2 separate regions of the Homo sapiens genome follow, and region 1 is linked to region 2. The links are chromatin loops, found by intact Hi-C in ENCODE. Cell type or tissue: IMR-90. All regions are shown on one strand.

Evidence for each region. Peaks named below come from ENCODE experiments on the same cell type or tissue, not always from the same donor. Only the 100,000 strongest peaks of a DNase experiment are listed, where the experiment ranks them.
Region 1: a loop joins it to region 2, with 10 times the contacts of the local background. A loop is called at or near these places in 49 of 110 quality-filtered maps.

The regions. Positions count from the first base shown.
Region 1 is chr16:51,815,871-51,820,870 of GRCh38, forward strand. No RefSeq gene overlaps it. Among named protein-coding and RNA genes, the nearest start is that of LINC01571, 56 kb to the left of the region's middle. In IMR-90, a CTCF peak has its summit at 2,676 (motif pointing right); DNase peaks (open chromatin) are centred at 1,251 and 2,691; H3K27ac peaks cover 249 bases.
Region 2 is chr16:51,980,264-51,985,263 of GRCh38, forward strand. No RefSeq gene overlaps it. Among named protein-coding and RNA genes, the nearest start is that of LINC02911, 95 kb to the right of the region's middle. In IMR-90, a CTCF peak has its summit at 2,655 (motif pointing left); a DNase peak (open chromatin) is centred at 2,648; H3K27ac peaks cover 142 bases.

The DNA.
Region 1 (5,000 bases), 160 kb before region 2:
AAAAAGAAGAGAAGATATTACTCAAAATAGAAAATCTTTTAAAATTGTATCCTGGGATAATACTAAAATCTGAGAGTTTGAGGAGCTGAAGAGAGAGATATCACTTCTCAGAGAAAATTAACATTACTGAAGAATAATATGCAATATAATGATAATATGTGGTATGATATTATTATGTGCATTATGAAAATTGCTGGCTATTCATATGTCTCTGCAAAATAAAATAACATAAATATCTGAATTATTTGTTTTTGACCACAAAATAAATTAACACATGTGATATTCATAAAGTTAACATTATGCTTTATATATATAATATATATTATATGGTATGTGTTAAATATGTGATAACATATTCTTTATCTAGTCTATCATTGGCGGGCGTTTAGGTTGGTTCCATGTCTTTGCTATTGTTAATAGTGCTGCAATAAACAAACGCATGCATGTGTCTTTATGATAGAAGGTTTTATATTCCTTTGGGTATATACCCAGTAATGGGATTGCTAGGTCAAATGGTAGTTCTATTTTTAGGTTTTTGAGGAATCACAACACTGTTTTCCACAATGGTTGAACTAATTTACACTCCAATCAATACTGTATAAGCATTCCTTTTTCTCAGCATCCTCACCAGCACCTGTTATTTTTTGACATTTTTAATAATAGGCATTCTGACTGGTGTGAGCTGGTGTCTTATTGTGGTTTTGGTTTGCATTTCTCTAATGCAAACTTGATTTTAAATGATGCTTAGGGTAAGGTGCCTATATTCTTTATCCTTTAGAAGCTTTTGCAGGGTATTTCCAGGAAGATGTCATAATCTCTGAGATAGATAAGAATTAAATCGTTACTTTGAGATCACATACTGCCTGTCATTTAAGAGGCACTTTCCACACATTATCCCATTCAGTCCTCCTGAGATAGGTATTATTGCATCTATTTTACAGAAGAGGAAACTAAAAGTATTAGAAGGGAAAGAATAACTTTTCAAACACACAATACATATGTAGCCTGACCTGGTTCAATCTCAGATCTGTGTGTGAACTTAATTTCTACACTATGCAGACCCTCATCCTAAGGCTCATTTTAAAAAGAGATAAGATCCCATTGAGCTCTGAAATCTTGCTGAGGACAATCAGCAGGAAAAGATGGTCCTTGAGGACTTTTTGTGTGGTGTGTAGGACATTGTTTATAACAACAGTGAAGATTAGTCATGTAGGGACAGAGGCCTTGGCTGGCCCTGGAAGCTGACAGACTTAGGGCAGAGTGAATCAGTAAGGAGGAGCATGGTAGCTACAAGAGTACTTATCACAGCCTCTTCTCTCCTTGGAAGAGAATTAGGAAACATCTTGCTCAACATTCAAGCAGACTGCCTTTTAAAAAACTTTTATTTTAGGTTCAGGGCCACAAATGGACAGATTATTTCACTACCCAGGTAATAAGCATAGTACCTAATGGGTGGTTTTTTGATCCTTGCCATCCTCCTTCCCTCCATCCTCAAGTAGTCCCCAGCGTCTGTTGTTCCCTTCTTTGTGTCCATATGGACTCACTGTTTTGCTTCCAATTATAAATGAGAACATACAGTACTTGGTTTTCTTTTCCTGTGTTTGTTCACTTAGGAGAATGACCTCCAGCTCCATCCATGTTCCTGCAAAGGACATGATCTCATTCTTTTTTAATGGCTGCATAGTATTCCATGGTGTATATGTACCACATTTTCTTTATCCAGCCTACCATTGATGGGTATTTAGGTGGATTCCATGTCTTTGTTATTGTGAAAAGTGCGGCAATGAACATACACATATATGTATCTTTATGGTAGCATGATTTATATTTTATTGTGTATATACCCAGTAGTGGGACTGCTGGGCTGAATGGTAATTCTGTTTTGAGTTCTTTCGTTTCTTCAATGTCTTTTATTAACTTTGTCTAATGAGATTACGCCAATATAGATAAAGACAGATGTGTTATTATCTTGCCCTATACAATAGGAAATAATAAGTCTGCTTTTTAACTCTATATAATACTTGATTTTTTCAATAGGAAAACAGCAAATGATTAGCGCCATGTTTGGAAGTCAGTGCACATAAATGCTGTTTCTCGTAAGTGAGGTTGAAGGATGCGCAGTAACATGAGAGACTCTGTCAGGAAGAATATTTTGGGGAAAATAAAATATTTCTTATTATCCATCTGTACCAAACCCAGCTATTAGGATTGTATTAGTTTGTATCATGCTCTGCCTTCATGAATTCTTGGCTGAACCAGATCCCTCTAGCTTGTGATTTTTCCTTTTTCTGCCAGCATCCTATGGTCTTTGAAAATACCCAAGAAGCGGGAGAAGGGAAAGCCCTAATTCCCAGTGCCTAGCATGGTGTTGATGGGGAGTAGGCACCTGCTGATTGATTGACCAATAAATTATAAAAGGAGAAAGATGGAGTGTTTAAGCACACATTAGACCCAGTTAGGCTGGGTCTGTCTCCTGACTCCAGGTGCATGTAAGATGTATGGCCTTGTTTAGGTCACTGCACCTGAATGAACCTCATCTGTAAAATGAAGATGATACCAATCTTTCCCCGAAGACTTGATGAGAGGATTCAGTGATGCATGTAATGTACCGGTAAACAGAAGCTCCTGCTTCCGTAGACTTTTCACTGGTTGTTGCTCCATGGCAACCTACCAGAAGGGGGCACTGTGGAACCAGACAGTCTCTCTAGGAAACATTGAACTCTGGTTATTGCAAATACTTGACCTACTACTGCATTTTCTCCTTTCTCTTCTCCTCCTTCTTCTATAAGACACGATAAAGAAAACTTTCAAAGCATTTGGGGATGAAAAATTCAAAACAACCCTACCCTTGTCAGTACTGGTCAGTTGGTTAGTGTCCTGGCAGACCAGTGCAGTGGCTGGAAGCCATCAGCCAGGCCAGGGATATTTAAAGCTTTGCCTTCCATTCAACTGTGCCCTGATTTCTCCTTTTATAGGTCTGTCTTTCTCTGGCTCTGGGAGCAAGGACTGACTAATCCATATGTGTATCTCTAACATCTAGCTGGATCCTTAGGACCTAGTGGTTGCTCAATAAATATTTGTTGAATAAATGAATGAGAGAAATGAGTTAAGCTAACCACCAATTTGTCCATTAATTCACTTTACTCCTTTCAATTCTGCTGTTTCCCATAATCAGCAGAAACTTCTTAAGGAAATAGGGATGTTCTCACTAAAAACAAAAAACAAATACAACCTGTTTCCCTCTGAGGTAGGCACAAAAAGGTTCCAGCTCCTAGGTTAGATTATTATGAAACCTAGCCTGGTGCGGTGGCTCATGCCTGTAATCTCAGCAATTTGGGATGCTGAGGCAGGAGGATCACTTGAGGTCAGGAGTTCGAGACCAGCCTGGCCAATATGGTGAAACCCTGCCTCTACTAAAAATACAAAAAACAAACAAACAAACAAACAGCGATTGTGGCATTGTGCGCCTATAATCCTAGCTACTATGGAGGCTGAGGTAGAATTGCTTAAACCTGGGAGGCAGAGGTTGCAGTGAGCCGAGATCGTGCCATTGCACTCCAGCCTGGGTGACAGAGCAAGACTCTGTCTCAAAAAAAAAAAAAAAAAAATATATATATATATATATATATATATATATACATATATATATATATATATATATATATACATATATATATATATATAAAATGATGAAACTTTCCTTGGGAAATGGAGAAAGAAAATTAAAGTGGCAAGTAAGAAGAAAGGAATATGCCTGGCCTGCTGGGCAAGGTTAAGAAATTGGGCAGAGCTGACTAAGAAGCCTCACTTGGACAAAGAAAAGGCCTCCTAGCTTGTAAGGGTGATGCTGTCACAGCTTGGAACTCCTGATCTTGTGCATCCTGATGCAGCAGAAATTTCAGCTAATTTGTCCTATTCAAATGCCTAAATCTCCATCATCCTAAAATTCCGCTATGCATCACTATGGTTTCAGGGGTGATGTTCTGCATGGCTTGGTCCTTAAGGGCAGGGTGGAGAAAAATGCAACTGTAACTCTCCAGTTTTCCTGAAATTGCACTGTGATCTTCTTCAGTCTACTTTGCTTGGTGCATAATAAAAGACAATGCCCTTTGGAAGTGGATTTAAAGAAGAAGGCCAGGGCTTCTTGAGGCCATGGGTCTCTAACTCCTCTCTAACTTCCGAATGGTCTTTACTTCTGTGTGTCCTTCCAGCCTGGACCACCATGGCATGGGTTTCCATTAATATGTTATTTCCCTTTCCTGTTATCACAATATAAAAGACCTTTGTATTGACCTTTCTATCAAAACATCCTTTGTTTAGAATGAAAAGCTATTCACTGTTAAAGCCTTATCTATAGGGTTTAACCAGAGGATCAAATCCAAAGAGCAGAATTCGTTTACTTTGTATTAAATGAGCTCAGTTAAGAAGTCTCAATTTTGGCAGAAAGGTGCATTAATCACAAGGAAAAGAACAGATCTCGCTTTTCACAGCTTCTGGTTTACTTTCAATACAGTTACACAGTGAGGCTTTTGTTCGTGAAAAGTAGCACTGTATTTAAATACAGTAAATATAACAAAATTGCCTTCTTAAAATTACACAAGAGTTCCTCCAGCTCAGGATGCCCATAATGACCTCAGTGTTGCAGGACTAACTTTACGGCTTCAAAAAGGCTCTAAATTAGTTTGGACAGATGGGTTTTATCCTGAGGAAATCAATGAGTTTTTGTGAGTCTGACTTAATTTTTATGCAGCTAGCACTTTGAGATGAAATTAAAATATGTATGAAAAACATATTAAAGTTTCCCTTGGGTCCATCGTTGTTTGTACATTTACAAGGTGTTAAAGAGATGATTTAAAAACTAACTCTATAAGGGATCAATGCAAGCAGACCATGATTTATGGTCTTTCATGACATTTTTGACACTTTGAGCCTAATGTCTTGTGTGTGTTGAACCACTAATTATCTTTTAATTCATAAGGGCTTCATGGTATTTTATAAGT
Region 2 (5,000 bases):
CCTCCCATAGTGCAAAAGAATTTCATTCAATCAAGCAAGTAACTGAGGAGCAAATGGAGAGGCAAAGGAGAGACACAGCGTAATCACCAAGAAGGCTGGACAGTGAGGAGGCTGATAGATAAGAGTAGGACTTCTGTTTGCAGAAGAGAGAAGAAACATCATAGAGAGTGGCATATAAGCCTGTCTCTTTCCCTTTACTCCTCCGCATGAAAATGAAATCCTGCAGTAATCATATTCATTGTGTCAATTTACATGTACGCCATGTTTCATAAGATCCCTTGAGTAAGGTAATTAACACGCCCTGTTCTTCAATTGTTTGTCCCTTTCTTGCCTTCCTGTGAGTACTGCAGCCAGCAGCATCTCTGCCGTGGCTGGGACCTGCGTCACTCTGTCCGAGGTGTGCAATGGGTAGGTTCCTGAGGCTCTTGACTAGTGTCACCAAGACCGTGCCTGATACACTTATTTTTGTCCCTGCCCCCTCTCTTGTACAACTTCCCCCTACTTTAATAGAAAACCCTTCACCATTATAACTCTTCTGTTTCTCTCGGCATTCTCAGCGGGAGTGGAGGGATACCTTTACAAGCACAGGCAAATAAATGGTCCTAGGCTTTACTAAATTGATTAAATGAATTGCTTGTCATCCACACACTTCTATAAGGCAAATCATCCAAGCTGATGAGACAGATGAAGGGTTAAGGGGGTCATAAGGACAGGTTGGGTCCTGGGGAGAGGGGTCCTGTGTAAAAAAAATGAGTAAAACAAAAACAAATAGATAACACAGACCCAGTGAAATAAAATACCAAAAGCCAACATTTGCCCAGAACTTTACAGTTGCAGAGCACTTCCACAGACAAAGACTATTCTCACACTTTGCTAGCCCATTTATGGATCATGATTAGCAACTTGACTGTGGTTGCATAGGTTTCAAATCCTGAATTTTTCTTCAGGACAAATTTTGGGAGGCAGCTTTACCTTAAATACATCTATCAAAATTAGATATGCTAAATTTCCAAGATTTTGAAATCAGCCTTTGTTTTCCACTTTTTGGCATTTCTGAAACTGGGATGTACCCTACAATTGATGTGTAAGTTTAATCTGGCAGTGATTCTTTCTTCTTCTTCTTCTTCTTCTTTTTTTTTCCCCTTGGAGGGCTATTATTGGATCAATGGTGTGTGTTACAGTCAGCAGCATCTTAGGATCAAGGAAACAGAGTGTGCACACTTGTGGGAAATATGAGCATGGATGTGTGTACTTGCTTGTCTGGGTATTTCCACTCATTAGCTCCTTTTTACTACTAAATGCACACCAACACAGCCCTAGGGTCCTGGTAGGGCCCATGGTCCAGACTCCACTAGCCAGCCTACAGTCTTCAAGGAAAGCTACAGCCCTACACGATCAGTTTCTATTCTAAAGGGAGAAGCCTCCATAAGCTCCCAGCATCATCAATAAGCCAAGAAAACCCTGCGATTATCATTGTTGCTATATCCCTTGGTGCTCAGAGGATACCCTCAGAAGAGTTCAAACTCTTAGAGGTCCACGTTCCTCTCTGTGCCTTGTCCCTCTCTCTGTCAGCTCAGAGGGACAACCTCTCTGATCTGGCACAGAAACTCTCTCTTATCTGGCACAGAGGGGGACAGAGTCTGAGCCAGCACAGAGAGGGACAAGGACACAGGCCACATGCCTCTGTTCTGGGTTCCTATTGGAGACACCAAGGCCAGGTACTAAACTTATGCAAGAGGGAGCCGTCTTCTGCAAGTGAGGAAAAGGCTTCAGCATTTAAGCAGGATTTCTTTACAAATTCCTTAATTTCACCTTCCTGAATTTTACACTGAATTTTGTCAGTTTATAAATTTGCACTATAGCTCGGCACTGGGAAGAGGAGGGGGGCAGATAATCAAACCTACGGGCGTTTTACACACAGACACTGAAAAATAAAGACCATTAGCAAAAAGTATAATTAAATTAAAATGCCAACTTGCCAAGGAAGCTCAGTAAATGGGAAATATATCAAACTGTGATAATACAAATGGGCTATTTCTCAAGATGTGAGAATGTCAATGGAATAAACTCTGATAATTTGCTGACTTTTTATGCTGAAGGTAGAGTAATACCTTAAAAATAAATGACCACAATAACACACACACACACACACACACACACACACACAAAACCGTGCAGTATGTGCACAACTGTTTAACCATGCTAATATCACAAGCCTAGGAGCCCCCAGGGCTGGAAGATCTAGAAAAATCACTTAAAGCCCAATTTCTCCTTTTGGGTGAGTTGGCCAGACTCCAAATCCCAGCAGAAATTTTTTATTAGTCACTGGATCTACTTTCTTAGGTCCACTCAGCCTAATTTATTTTGAATGCGTGTTTGCCAGTTAAGTTTAACATATCCAGTTAACGATAGCTGAATATTCTCTAAAAACAATCTTATAATGAAGCTACGGTTCTTTGTAGAATATTGAAAATTACTTTTGGCATGCAAGTTCGTTTCCTTAATTCCTCTTTTAGTGTGCAAATAACCTTTGAAAACCTGCTTCTAGGTGTTTATGTGTCAGGACAGTATCAAAAATTATTCAATTGCCAAGTCACATGTCAACACTTCTACTACAAAGCCTCTGAGAACCCTGATTCTCACTACTCTGCTGCCCTCTAGTGGAAACCTGACAAATCCTCGCCTTCATTTCAATTTATTTATTTCAATGGAAGCATCGAATGGAAAACTCTTTGCATCACACCTTGATGGTAAGAGGCACTTTAGAAGTAGCAAACTTTAAATGACCTGAAAACTGGAGACTCAATTGAAATCCCTTGGAAGAACATTTAACGGAGGTGAGGCTGTCAAATATTTTCTAGTTATTTATCTAAGAATCACCTGCAGCTACAGCCATGCCTTGGAAAAAAAAGACGGGGGGCAACCCCTATGTTCATGTGATGGGCTCAATAGACTGTCTGCTCACGGGATGTTTGGGAATGGCTCAGTCTCTCAATTCTAGAATCACAGTGCACAGGCCAGAGTGTCAGGGGGAGAAGGGACATTTAAAGTTCAGTCATCCTACTGCTGGATGATTTCAAGCAACATAACTGAAATATTCAAATTCTTAGTTGAATTAAAGAAAAATCACTACATATATAACAGTACAGCAGGTATGCAGTTATCACAATGACGTGCAATTGATGAGTCATTTCATTTCCTTCCGTCATCTGATGAGAAGACAGACGCCCAAAGAGGGGAAGGGACTTGCCTAGCACCCACAACTAATAGGTGGCATAGCTGTCACCAGAACCCGTGTCCTGTGATTCATAGTTCAGGTATTTCCCTGTTACAACATTACAACAGGTGCCTTCAAAATTTATTTTTTACTTCTATGTTCGCAGCATGTGTGAAACACATTTTCATAATGTTGCAATGGACATTAACAAGTAACCTGACAAATAAGAACTGAATTATGGAACCTTATGGAACAATTACTTTTAGGAATAAATTAGAGTGGATTCCAGTTTATTCCCATAACTGCATCACTCTTGGAATCCATGAGTGGTTTGCAAGTGGTGCAAATACAGCCACGAGGAACTGTTCATGTGAGAAATAGAAATTTCGATTCATAAATACTGATGTGTGAGAAATGTAACTTTCTTTAAAAACTCAGTTTCTATTTAGACTCCCATCTCACTGAGTGATGGAAGCTTACTTTCAGTTGATTCAGTGTTGGTCTGTCTTCCCACTTTATCTGGATTTGAGTAGAGGGACCAATGTAGTAGGAAAGCACCAGAGAGACAGGTGCAGCCCTAGTCCCCAGTGTCATCATTTCTTCAAGGTGGCACCCGTGAGATTTCCTCATCCCTGTCAGGCGCTCCGTCAACAGTCTTGAGGCCTGCCAACCCCATCAGCTCCTGAATTAAACCCAGCATGCCCCCAGTGCCTAGGAAACTTCCACTGCTTCCCCACCATGAGCTGCCCTGTTGACCCAGGCATGGCACGTGGTTGTGTACACCCTGGAAGTTTTGTCCCCACCCCCAGTCTCTACTTGAGAAGAAGCATGATATTTTTGCTCTTGGATCTCCTCACTGATGTGAGGTTTCCATTGCCAGCACACCCACCATACACCCCACCCACCTAAAAACTGCATTTATGTGGCAAAAGGCAAGGCCATTCCTCAAAGACCCACCAGCATCAAACACACCTCATTCATTAATTCGGTCAATATTTGTTGAGCTTCTTCCCTTTGCACTGAAGATAACCCCATGAGTAGACTGACCAGGTACCAGCCCCAAAGGGGCTCACAACTTAGTGATGAGCATACCATTAAACAAGCAAAATGTACACACAATGACCTCAAGAAAGAGTGGGAAGAAAGTGATGAGGGGTGGTGAGGAAGGATCTGACTTCAAGCTGAGTGGGTGAGAAAAAGCCTTTCCAAGGAAGGGACATTTGAGCAGAGGTTTGCATAAACGTCCAAGCAGGTTCATTTCTAGTCTTGGAGCATGGAATCTCTCCTGGAACTTATCTATTCTTACAAAGAGGAAAAGCAAAAACATTTTATTATTGTGTGTTAGCCTTCTTGTGATCCATGAAAGTGGAGTTCTTAGCAGATAGAGTACACAGGGTCTCACAGAAAGTACAGAGAAAAATACCAGCTCATATTTCAAAATATTATTTCAGGACACATCCACTCTGGGCAGGCTTTGGGAGGGACATCCCTCGTGACAAATTATCTGCCATGTGTGATGAGGAGGCGAAAATAAGGCTGATAAATTGTGTAAAACAGCGTGGAGTTTCCTCAAAAAACTAAAAAGAGAACTGCCCTATAGTCCAGCCATCCCACTTCTGGGTTTAGATCCAAAAGAACTGAAATCAGTGTATCAAAGAGATATCTACACTTTCATGTTTATTGCAGAACTATTCACGATAGCCAAGATATGGAATCAACTTAAGTGCCCATCAACAGATGAATGAATGAAGAAAATGTGGCATATGCACTGTTGAATGTTATG